Linked DNA regions of Homo sapiens: region 1 is linked to region 2. A link is an interaction called in ENCODE POLR2A ChIA-PET data of the cell type or tissue named here. Cell type or tissue: OCI-LY7. All regions are shown on one strand. Links, peaks and the distances in the headings refer to the core of each region. The heading gives the core; the rest is flanking DNA.

What was found. Peaks named below come from ENCODE experiments on the same cell type or tissue, not always from the same donor. Only the 100,000 strongest peaks of a DNase experiment are listed, where the experiment ranks them.
Region 1: POLR2A ChIA-PET joins it to region 2 with 11 read pairs; 3 of 35 experiments call an interaction of 5 or more read pairs at or near these places.

The regions. Positions count from the first base shown.
Region 1 is chr13:66,656,846-66,662,242 of GRCh38, reverse strand. All of the region lies in intron 3 of PCDH9 (protocadherin 9), which reads left to right. It overlaps LOC105370247 (a long non-coding RNA gene), which reads right to left. Exons shown (of 3, transcript XR_007063818.1): 3 at 2,098-2,182. Among named protein-coding and RNA genes, the nearest start is that of PCDH9-AS2, 170 kb to the left of the region's middle. In OCI-LY7, for the core only: a CTCF peak has its summit at 2,159; DNase peaks (open chromatin) are centred at 2,082 and 2,392; H3K4me3 peaks cover 3,615 bases; H3K27ac peaks cover 4,732 bases.
Region 2 is chr13:67,214,107-67,219,503 of GRCh38, reverse strand. The region is part of intron 2 of PCDH9 (protocadherin 9); the gene reads left to right. Among named protein-coding and RNA genes, the nearest start is that of PCDH9, 14 kb to the left of the region's middle. In OCI-LY7, for the core only: no CTCF peak of the experiment used is centred there; no DNase peak of the experiment used is centred there.

The DNA of each region.
Region 1 (5,397 bases), core at 245-5,244, 560 kb after region 2:
CCTCAGCCCCCCAAAGTGCCAGGATTACAGGGGTGAGCCACCACGCCCGGCCTTATGTGACATTCTTTAGGTTCTCATCTTTGATATACTTGATATTTGTTTTGATGTTGCTAGCTACACTGAAGCAATCAAAGTTATTGAGGCTTTCTTATCCCCACTTCCTAACACACATACACACATACACACACACACACACACACATACTCACAAAGGATAATTTTTCATCATGCCACAGCTTTAAACAAATGTAACACTGAGGACCTGAGCATGTCACAATATTAACCTGTGGGAAAGTCAGCCTAAGTTATTTTATTGGTTTACTTGAGTGATGATTTCGTAAAGCGTGGATATGTTAAATAAGGCCCAAAGGCTATGATATTATAACTCCAGAACTTTTTGATTATAAATACAAATTGACTAGAAAAATGCAGTTTCTTTAAAGTTCACCCTTCCCCCTTTATCAGTAGCATATTTAAAAGTTAGTCATATAGTTCCATTGCTCCACATTTAAGCTTTGTCTTCCTGTGTCAGATTGGATATCTGTGTTTGTGTTTATTTGATTTATGATAAACCTAATTGTACATGTGTGCTGATAAAATTGTGTGAGTTTTATCAATTTATTATTTCCAACTTTTCATTTGGATTAGCAGAAAATTATGGTCTAAGGATTGATTCAACTATGACTTCATGGTATAATCCAGATAAACAAGGGCATACCTCAGGGGACCTCTCAGTGGTAAAGCAATTTTAATTAGTAAATGATCCTGAAGCCGCACATTGAAAACAAACTATTACTCAGCAAACAATATTGGTAACGCCAGTCAGAGTTCTCATTCACAGCTTGTGAAAAGGCAGGATGCTTTGGGGAAGAGCTGGTGAGGGGTAATGAGAAGTGTCACTTAAAGTTAGCAAAGATCAAAATGAAGGACACTCATCCTCCTAGCACTAGAACTCATATCGAAGTGTTAGGTTTCTGAGTTATCTCAATTCTTCAGTTCCAACAAGGGAAAGGAAAATGCTCAGCTAACTTTCTATAAGAAATAAGGTTCTTCATCTTGAAATTCTTAGTTAATAAAGGAAACAGGAAATGGCAGCATAATTATGGCTATTGCTAAACCAGCATGTCACCAAATCAAAATTCTTAAAAAGAAAATAAAATGGGATTCGTTATTTTAACTATTTTGTTTCCAAATATCAAATTGTTAAATTATTATTTTAAACTGATATCCTCCCTTCTATTTTCTCTCTGTATTCCTTATGAATTATGTTTTAGATTTCAGATATTTATAATGTACTACTAATAGCATATTGTAAATAACAAGTTTCTAGATGGATTTCCAGAAACATCACTAAAATATAAAATATTTCCAGAAGCAAATCAAAATTCTTAAAAAGAAAATAAAATGTAAAAAGAAAATAAAATGGGATTGATTATTTTAACTATTTTGTTTCCAAGTATCAAATTGTTAAATATGATATTTAAACTGATATCCTCCCTTCTATTTTCTTTCTGTATTCCTTATGAATTATGTTTTAGATTTCAGTTATTTATAATGTACTACTAATAGTATATTGTAAATAACAAGTTGCTAGATGGATTTCCAGAAGCATCACTAAAATATTTGTATTGTGCAATCTTAAAACTACTGCTCTACTTAGAATTTAAAAATTTAAGAAAAAACATCAACCAAAGAAGTTTGATTTTTACTGCAAAGAAGTTTTAATAAGATTATTAACATTGTATTGGGCATTTGAAATCAGATATATGAGTAGATTGGTCACTATAATCAGGTGGATAAGTCAGTAATCAGTTGCTGAACATACTTCTTCCTTCATATTCTCAGGAGACCTTATCTACTGCAGCCTCATTACTCAGACAGTGCAGTGATTCATTATAAGGTCAATGATGACAAAAAAGGAAACTCACAGTAAAAAAAAAGGCAAAGAAATAAAGATCTCACCATATACTGTGAGTAGTCAGAACAGCTCTTGCTTCTGCAAGTGAATGAGAGCTGTTGCTGGGGCATTTAGAAAAAATAAATGGCCTCACATTTCCACGGCATTTCACCAGGCTGGAAGATACCTTTTCCTCCACTGTTCGTCTTCCATACCTCAAGCCCCAGCAGGTTATGATTCACTTGACCATGTGGTGGTGTGTTATCACTTTCAACTCCGAGAAAAGCTAGAGAGAAAAAGAGAAAGATTTTAGGCATTCGTTTAGCTCCAAACATTGGAAAGACTTAAATCTTTACCACTTTGAGGTGGTGTAGCTTAGAATTCGCCAGCAGTTAATAAGCTTATTTCAGTGTCATGCAAAGCAATGGCACCTTAAATAGTGTCATCCTTGACTCTGCTGTTAACTTGTTATACTTCACTAGTTTTGGCCACTTGTACATGCGCTAGTCCTAGCTAAAAATAAGCTAAAACACACACACACAGGCACACACCCCAAATCAGCTTCTTTGATGATTTAATGGGTGGAGTTAAGTTGAGAACAGAAGATATAGAGAATTAAGAGATCGGGGAAGGAGGCTGAGCAGGCAGAAGCAGTAACAGAAAAAAAAAATGTTTAAAAAGTCTTTCAGGGAAGATGCAGCAGGATTCACGTGATGTAAAACTGGAGAAGAAAATTAAAACCTGCGAAAGATTAAGCAAACCTCTTCTTTGCTTGTTCTACCAAACACACACAAACACACACACACAAACATAACTTAAGTGGAGGGATAAACCACATTAAACTGTATCTGGTTTCAAATGTTCCAAGGCCTATTTTAGCAGTTGTTTTTCTGTAAGTCATTCTGACTTGGAGCACTGGTCCTCCCCAAGGATATAAAATGTAGTGAAACTTATTATCAAGTCTGATGAAACCTAATGGTGTTTTACCTCTTTTTGGATGACTAGTGCATGCACAAAATAAGCCTTTGAGACAAATTCTATGATTTAGTCAATACTTATTGAGCACTGTTCTAAGGCTAGGGATACATTTATATATTTGACAGTGAAACAAACATGACCTTGTCTACATGGTGCTTATAAACTAGTGGAAGAGTATTCGATTTTCCATTGCATTGGCCATTTAATATATTTTTGTTATTATTATCATTTCTTTAATTTCGGTTAATTTTCTCATCATCTGTGATAATTTAGGCTTTGCTTTTTGTTGTTGTTGTTGTGTTTTATTGTTTTGTTTTTTGCAATGGAGAAAGTATATGCAAATAAGCAAGGGATTTGATCCTGACAATTGTACTTACAAAATATGACTTGGAGGAGGCTAGTTTTTATATGTCTTGAAGTCTATTTTATCCTTTGCAAAAAGAAGACACTAATTCTTAAGTCATAATTTGATGAATATGATATAAAACATAAAACTCTTAATGTAGTCACCAGAAAACAATAAATGCTTTAAAAATGTTCGTTCTGATCTTTTCCTCCTCTTGGATATCAACATAGAATTTCAACAGATAGGAAAAGTCATAGATTGCAAAGTACAAAGTATCATCATTTTATATACCATTAAGAAAATAATTCTAACAATTAAATTACAACATCATACTTACTTAGCACATTGATTATGTGGCATGTCCTGAACCTAGAATGTATAGATACATGTTTAAGAAAACATTGTGAATAAACAAATGAGTGTTTAAATTGTGTTTGTAAAATACAATGATTTTGGCATTTTAAATCTGAAGATAACTCATGTTAATGCTGTAGAGAAAAGATAAAATTGATTGCTATATGTATATACATTCATGAAAGTTTTGAGGAAGGACATAAAAATAAAAAGTAAATTAACCAATAAATGATCATGACTAAATATTACCCTTAAGAATTGTTTATTCTATAGTTTAAGCAATAGACTGGAACAGACACATAAATAATCTTTAAAAGCTAAAGGTACCTCTTAACCTAAAATAAATGTGTTTTTATATCAACTTGGGAAATTCAAAGAGATATAAACATTACTTACAAATTAAACATATCTCAAAGTAATAGTGTTTCTGATTATTGTATTCATTATTTCCACTCAACACAAAAAATTCAAACAACCAAAATCTAACAAAAGCAAGGTTTTACTAGTACAATCGGGGGACTGGTTTTGGGAACCCAGAAGATACCAAAATCTTCAGATGTTTAAGTACCTGATAGAAAATGGCATTGTTCTTGCATATAACCTAGGCATATCCTCCCATATTTTAAAAATCATCTCTAGATTTCTTATACCCAGTAAAATTTAAATGCTATGTAAATAGTTGTTACACTGTATTTTTCTCTTTAATGCCATTTTTTAAGAAGCATTTTTATTTTGTGAATTTTCAACCTGCAGTCTGTTGAATCTGAGGATGCAGAACCCTGGAACACAGAGGGCCGATTGGACTGTAGATTTCTTTGATGTGCAGGCTCTGAAAGAGTAAGCATTAGGCTAATAATGCACATCATAATAAACAGGTAATCCTTGTAAGTGGTGATGCTTTACACTCACAGATATGCCCAGGAGTGTAGGATGTTGTTCCCTGCTCCATTGGCAGGAGGAGATATTATGACATCTATTTCCACGAGTTCTTAGAATATAATTCACATATGCACATGCACTCACACCCATCATTCAGATCTGCTGGATTCCAAAGAATCGCTTCAATACTGGATTTCCAATTGCTGTAAAATACTGCACAGAGAATGAGAATTTTTGTTTAAAGTCACATTTGGAGTCAGTAAAAGCATAGATGTTAATCTGGCAAAAACTATGCTTGTGACGTAATCCAGGCAACCAGGAGCTCTTTGCCTGCCAGTCTCTTTGTTCTCCATTTGGCATTCTTCCTGAAATGCTTGAGATCATAGCAATGAAGAGACTCCCGTATGATTAAGTGACTTTGTGTTCAGGTGGCCAGATGCCAGGCGCCTCCCTGTTATTTGTATTAGTCCTTCACCTAGAAACAACAGATGCTGTGGTGACTCAGGGAGACATGTTTACAGTAGGAGAGACTAAGAGATAGCTTCCTGGAGGCTAAAGTGATGGCACACACAGGAACTGAGACTTCCATAACTTTTCTGGAACTGGAGTAGAAACTTGTGTAATTGGTTATAATGTTTTATATCCACTGATCTCTGTATAACTTATTCTGGACCCCGAGCCACGCTAATGAATTCTAACATAGATTGCCTGGTGGTCTAGGCAAATCGGTGTAATTAAAATGGACATAGGCTTTTGTCTGAGGAAGCTCATTTCTGTTGTTTTCTTTTCCTTGTTCCTCTTGCTCTGACTTGCTCTTCTGCTGCAAGAGCTATTTCTGCTTTATACTCCTTTTTAAAAGTTCAGATGCTCTCATTTCCTTCTGGGGATTTAAGAAAGAAATAGCAAGCGTCTTGGAATCCACGAGGTAAATACCCAAATCTTTC
Region 2 (5,397 bases), core at 279-5,278:
AATCTACATTATACTACAGAAGTAAAGACAAATGTAAAAATAGGATCTCTCATGTACATAAGGAGATGTACTCTGTTTTTAAGATTTCATTGGTTGTTATTTAAGAAAACTGTCAAATCTGTCAAACATTTCATTTAGAAAGGAACACATGCTTTTTGCCTTTGTTTGATACAAACCTATTGGGCTGTCAGTCACCAGAAACATAGAACAAAAAAGATTTATTACCATGATTGACATTTTGCTTTTGATTTATATTCTTTTCTTCTGTAAGCCAAGACTCATTAAATTTTCAAATTCCTAAATAAGTTAAACAACTGTCCTTTTTTAACAGTAAAGAGTGATACAGAAATAAACTGGAAAAACAACCCATATTTAATCTTTCTCATTCATATTTTTGTCCTATAGACAGTTTGTCTCTGATAGACAAGAATAGTGGCAGAATCAGTAGAATTTTCTGAGGCATAGCATATAAATATAAGAAATGCAGAACTCAAAGTCATTCATTAGGGATCTGTTTTTACATATTTATTCATTATTTAAATGGCATATGAAAATATTTTCCCTTGATCTTTTACAGTTTGATTGATTAGAGTGCCATAAGCACATATCACGTTTTAAATGATGGGCTTGAGACCACCTGTACAGCTAAGAATGGCAAAGATAGAAGCACAGTCAAGGTCTTTGAGGAATATTTGATTGATTCTATCATTTTATACTAATTATTCTGGATCCTTGAGAAAATATATGAAATGAACTTACCTGTTCTTGAAAGGAGCCTGCTACGTACAGCTTCACCACTTAGTAATTTATGTGGATATTTAATTGTGTGGGCTGTAGGAAAGAATGGAAATGTGGTCAATTTTATCATGTTTGTGTAATATCTTGTATTTTAACATTCTTCTATAGTTTGTCTCTCTATCCAACCATCTCTGCATTTGAGTATTACACTGCTTTGTTAATAACCACTCTCTGGGCCTTTTTCAGCCTGTTAGCAGTTGATTAAGAAACACTCTAATCCCTTTCAGGATATTGAGGAGCTAATGGATTGCAGACTATTTGGATCTTTAAGCTTCTATTGTAAACGGTATGAAGAATTGTCATTGAGCTGATATTTGCATATATCTCTCCCAGTGCTAGTTACTTTGCCTCCTTTTTTGTCCTCTTAATCTTCAGCTTTCATTCTGAGAATATTTATTTTAGTCGGAAATAAGCATGCCAGTGATAGAAATTTGGGATTCACCTCCAGATGAATGCCATCACAGACAGGGAAGCTCTGGCACATTTTGCATAGATCTGTATGAACACAGTGAACCCTTCATAAGCTCTTAGATTGCAGGAAATCAGTGCTGAAAATTAAGTGGGGTTTTAAAGATTTGCAAAGTAGAGAGCTTTGTATAATGCTGGTATTGCAGGTGCCTATTAAATATGAAGTAAAGGCTTTGTAATACAACTAGCTAACACATTTCCCTCCACATTAGAGTGATTTATAGCCTAGGGAATTAGTCTTGCCTATTTTTTCCAAATGCAGAAACACTGGATGTGACTGAAAGAATAAAAATCTCAAATACATGCCTTACAATGGACTGATTTGCTGTTGGATGATTCTAATTATTCAAGATAGATGATGCAGGCTTGTTTGTACTTCCTTGTGGTATCTCTGATGCCCATGATCTGGCCTTCATTTCTCCTAAGAAGAAACTCTCAATTGTGTATGCAGACTCTCTTCTGAACCTAAATCAGATTAACACCCCAGGTGTCTATAAGACTATATAGCATTACCATAATGAAGAGGCCTGGGTACCAAGTGAATGCTTCCATCCTCATAGGAATTACTATTGAATCATTTCTCAAACTGTATTTTTAGAATTCATCTTTGCTGCATTTGTAAATATGGTGTGTATTTGTAGCACAGCATTTTGTTCTAGACATACATGGATTTCAATATATTTAGCTTCATGACAATGTTCAGTAAAATCCCTTGCAGTTCTTTAATACTTAATGTCTTTGACTAGCCCTGTTAGATATAAATTGGAGCAAATAGCCATGCATATTTTAAAATGATTTTATAAATCCTATATTTTCACCTATTAGAAAAAGTGTGTAATCCATATGCAGCCCACAGTAGGCACAGGGGCCTGTGAGAGTCATAATAGATGATTGATTTAGAAAAGAAAACAGTTTTTGTGCAAGACAATAGCAACTGCAATTCAGTGAATTAGGTTTTTTTTTTTCCTCATTAAACAAACCTCAATAAAGAAAAGAACGGAAACACAGAAGCAGTTATGAAATGAAGCTGTATCTTTTATAGAAGGAGAATGTCTTCTGCTGACAGTAGTAGTTCTATAGTAGACATTTTCTGGAAAGAAAAATACTGGTGGTTTTTTGGATTCGGTGGATGCAACCAATCTGTGCCTCTGTGTGATAGCAGCTGCATGCTGAGGACTTTCAAATACACAGCTACATAGGATTCGGCAGGAAACTTTTTGTAGAAGGTGCAAATGACAAATGGAGACAAAATGGAGTGAGTTCTGAGTTGTGAGTTGATGCCCTCCTGTGTCATATATTCATGTCATTGAACCGATTTTCACATTGGATGTCTAGAATCACAATAGCCTTCCTTCTGTGTGTCAGCTGGGAACACACCTGGACTGGCTACTTTTCTTTGCTCCATTTCTTGTCATTCACTAGGTGGACTATATTCATGTATGTTGTTAATACATCTGATTTCTTAGTTTCTTGATGGATTTTAAAGTGATGTAATATTATTTCTGCATAATCTTTTCCGTATATATATCCATATATATATATATATATATATATGTTGCTTAAGACAACCACAAAGTGTGAAATAAAATCTATGATGTGTCCTTTCTTGCTAGAAATAGTAAATTCATATTTATTCTGACTTATGGTCTCAGATAATATATTTTCCTTTGCTATTTTTTGTATTGAGTTTTTCTTACTGATGCCTTTTTCCAAGTTAAGGAATAATGTTAGATTTAGGTATATAGAGTAATAATATTTCAATGCATTCTCAACCCATTCAAATTTCCAACATAAAAGAGATGGTAGAATTTATACAAAATCATCATTTTTTGCCTTAAAACTTAAATAGGTATCAAAATTGTATTACACCATAGTAAAAATTGACACAATTTTTAGGATATTTTAGTATGACATAAACTCATTTTCATTCTTGGTCTTAAATGGCAAGATTTTCTGCCATGCAGTGGTAGCAAAATATGTTGAATTCATTGATTGATTTTTAAGCATGATAATAATTAAGTAAAAGCTTCTTGACACCTAAAGTCTCTGTTTTAGACAATTAAATTCTGCTTTAGCTAAGGGTTATTGACTTCTGTATGATACTGGGAGCAACACTCCTCAGGGTTTAAACTATTCTTGCAGGACCATCTGTTATTTGCAGGGACTGTGCATCCTCTCCAGCTGATACTGTGTGAACCCAGGCGTATTTCAGGATTGTTCCTCACATGGCCCTGGTTCCTGATGATCTTTTGGTCTCAAATGGCAACTCAGTAAATCCAAATACTGGTATGCCACTACTTAAAGTATGAAAATCTTAGAGAATATAAGAAAGTTCCTCAAAGTAAGAGACTGTGTCTTACTTACCTTTGTATTTCTAACACTGAACCCACAACAGTGCTGAAAAGAGTGAACTTAGTAGGCATTCAGTAAATTTTGATGCAACCTGAAGATCAGTGATCTTGAAATTTTATTTTATATATATAAGATTTTCCACTGATTTAATCTTTACAACAATCATTCAAGAAAGACATCATTTATGTTCAAAATATATTCTTCCATCACTTAGAGATGTCTGTGGGTCCCATTTTCTCAGTAATTTTGGACATATCATTATGTCTGCCCATCATATCATGGTTTTTCATATTAGGAAATAATGAGAAGGCAAGAGGTGAGCTAAACAAACAGGATCAAATTCCTTCACTTCCAAGCCTCTTCACCCCAACCTTTTATTTAAACCTTTCAGTACTTAGATCATTGATTTATTACTTCTAAACATAATGATCAATATATGTACTTTCATAGGTGCTTGATAGAGATACGTGTTTGTAAGAAAAATACCGTATCACATTAAAGTTTTCTTAATAGACTTTTGAGCCATCCAGACAGTATGCCAGAATCAAGTATAAATTCTATAAAAAGAAGCAAAATAATAACTGAATAGTGATTAATGCAGTGTCTAGCAACTATATTAATTTTAGAAAGATAAACTTGGTGTCTAATAGAACTTATAGAATAGTTACACATTCTCAAGTTTCCAATGCACCTTTGGGATTATTTGGCCTATTTAATTCTTTTTCTGACTGAAGAAATGGAGACTAGAGAACTAATTTGATATTTGGAGTAACAAAAACTGACTTGATGAACTACTACATAAAGACTGTGATACTGGGCACATCATTTAAATGCACTAGTCCTTGCTTTCCTTGTCTGCAAAATGGGTGTAATCATGCCAAATCCATATAAAGTTGTCCTAAGATTAAGTGAATATATATATATATATATATATATATATATATATATATCTGGCTCGCAATAGCCAGACACTCAGAAAATGTTACCTGTTTTTCTACCTCCTGTCCAAGAATACCAGCTTGCCATTGACAGATGTTTGCACATTCATTTAGTGAATGCTTTCTTGATTTTGTTTTTGGTTGTTTTCTTGAATCTGATTTCTATTGTATCTTTTTCACGACTCACCTGTGTTCATCTGCTTTTGTGTTAAAACACTATCTGGTTTCAGATTATTTAGGACTTTTGGAAAATTGATCTTCATAACAGTATCTCAATATAGCATATTTGATGTTGTTTTTTATCTTAATCCCTGTTGTTTCACATTTGTATAATTGCTTCGTCTTTCATTTTGAGTATTTTACCTATTTCATTTGCATGTCATGTTTTAAAATTATTCTGTTCCTTTTAGTGTTTGTAATGAATTTACGTCCCCATAGATTACCCAGAAGCTCCACCCATCTGGGAATTTTCACCGTATCCATCACTCCTATTACAAAATCACATATAAGAGAGAATCTGTTTCACAGTCAGTACTTAACACAGCTGGAATCATTTGAAACCTGCTGGTTCTTGCTTCCAATTATTCCATAGACTGGAAAGCATCCCTGTTGAAGTAATGGCATCCATGGTGTAATCAAACCAGCTAAAATGCCTCAAAGTATATGGATCATATTTCTGAGATTGATTGAATTCATGGTAGAAGCATAATCACCAACAGCTTTTACTATTTTTCTTAATTTAACTTATATTCATTTTATAAGTAAGTTTTTCATGTCTCAATATACAAGTTTGTAATGTTTGAGTATGTGAGTGACATAATAACATAAATGAGACACAACA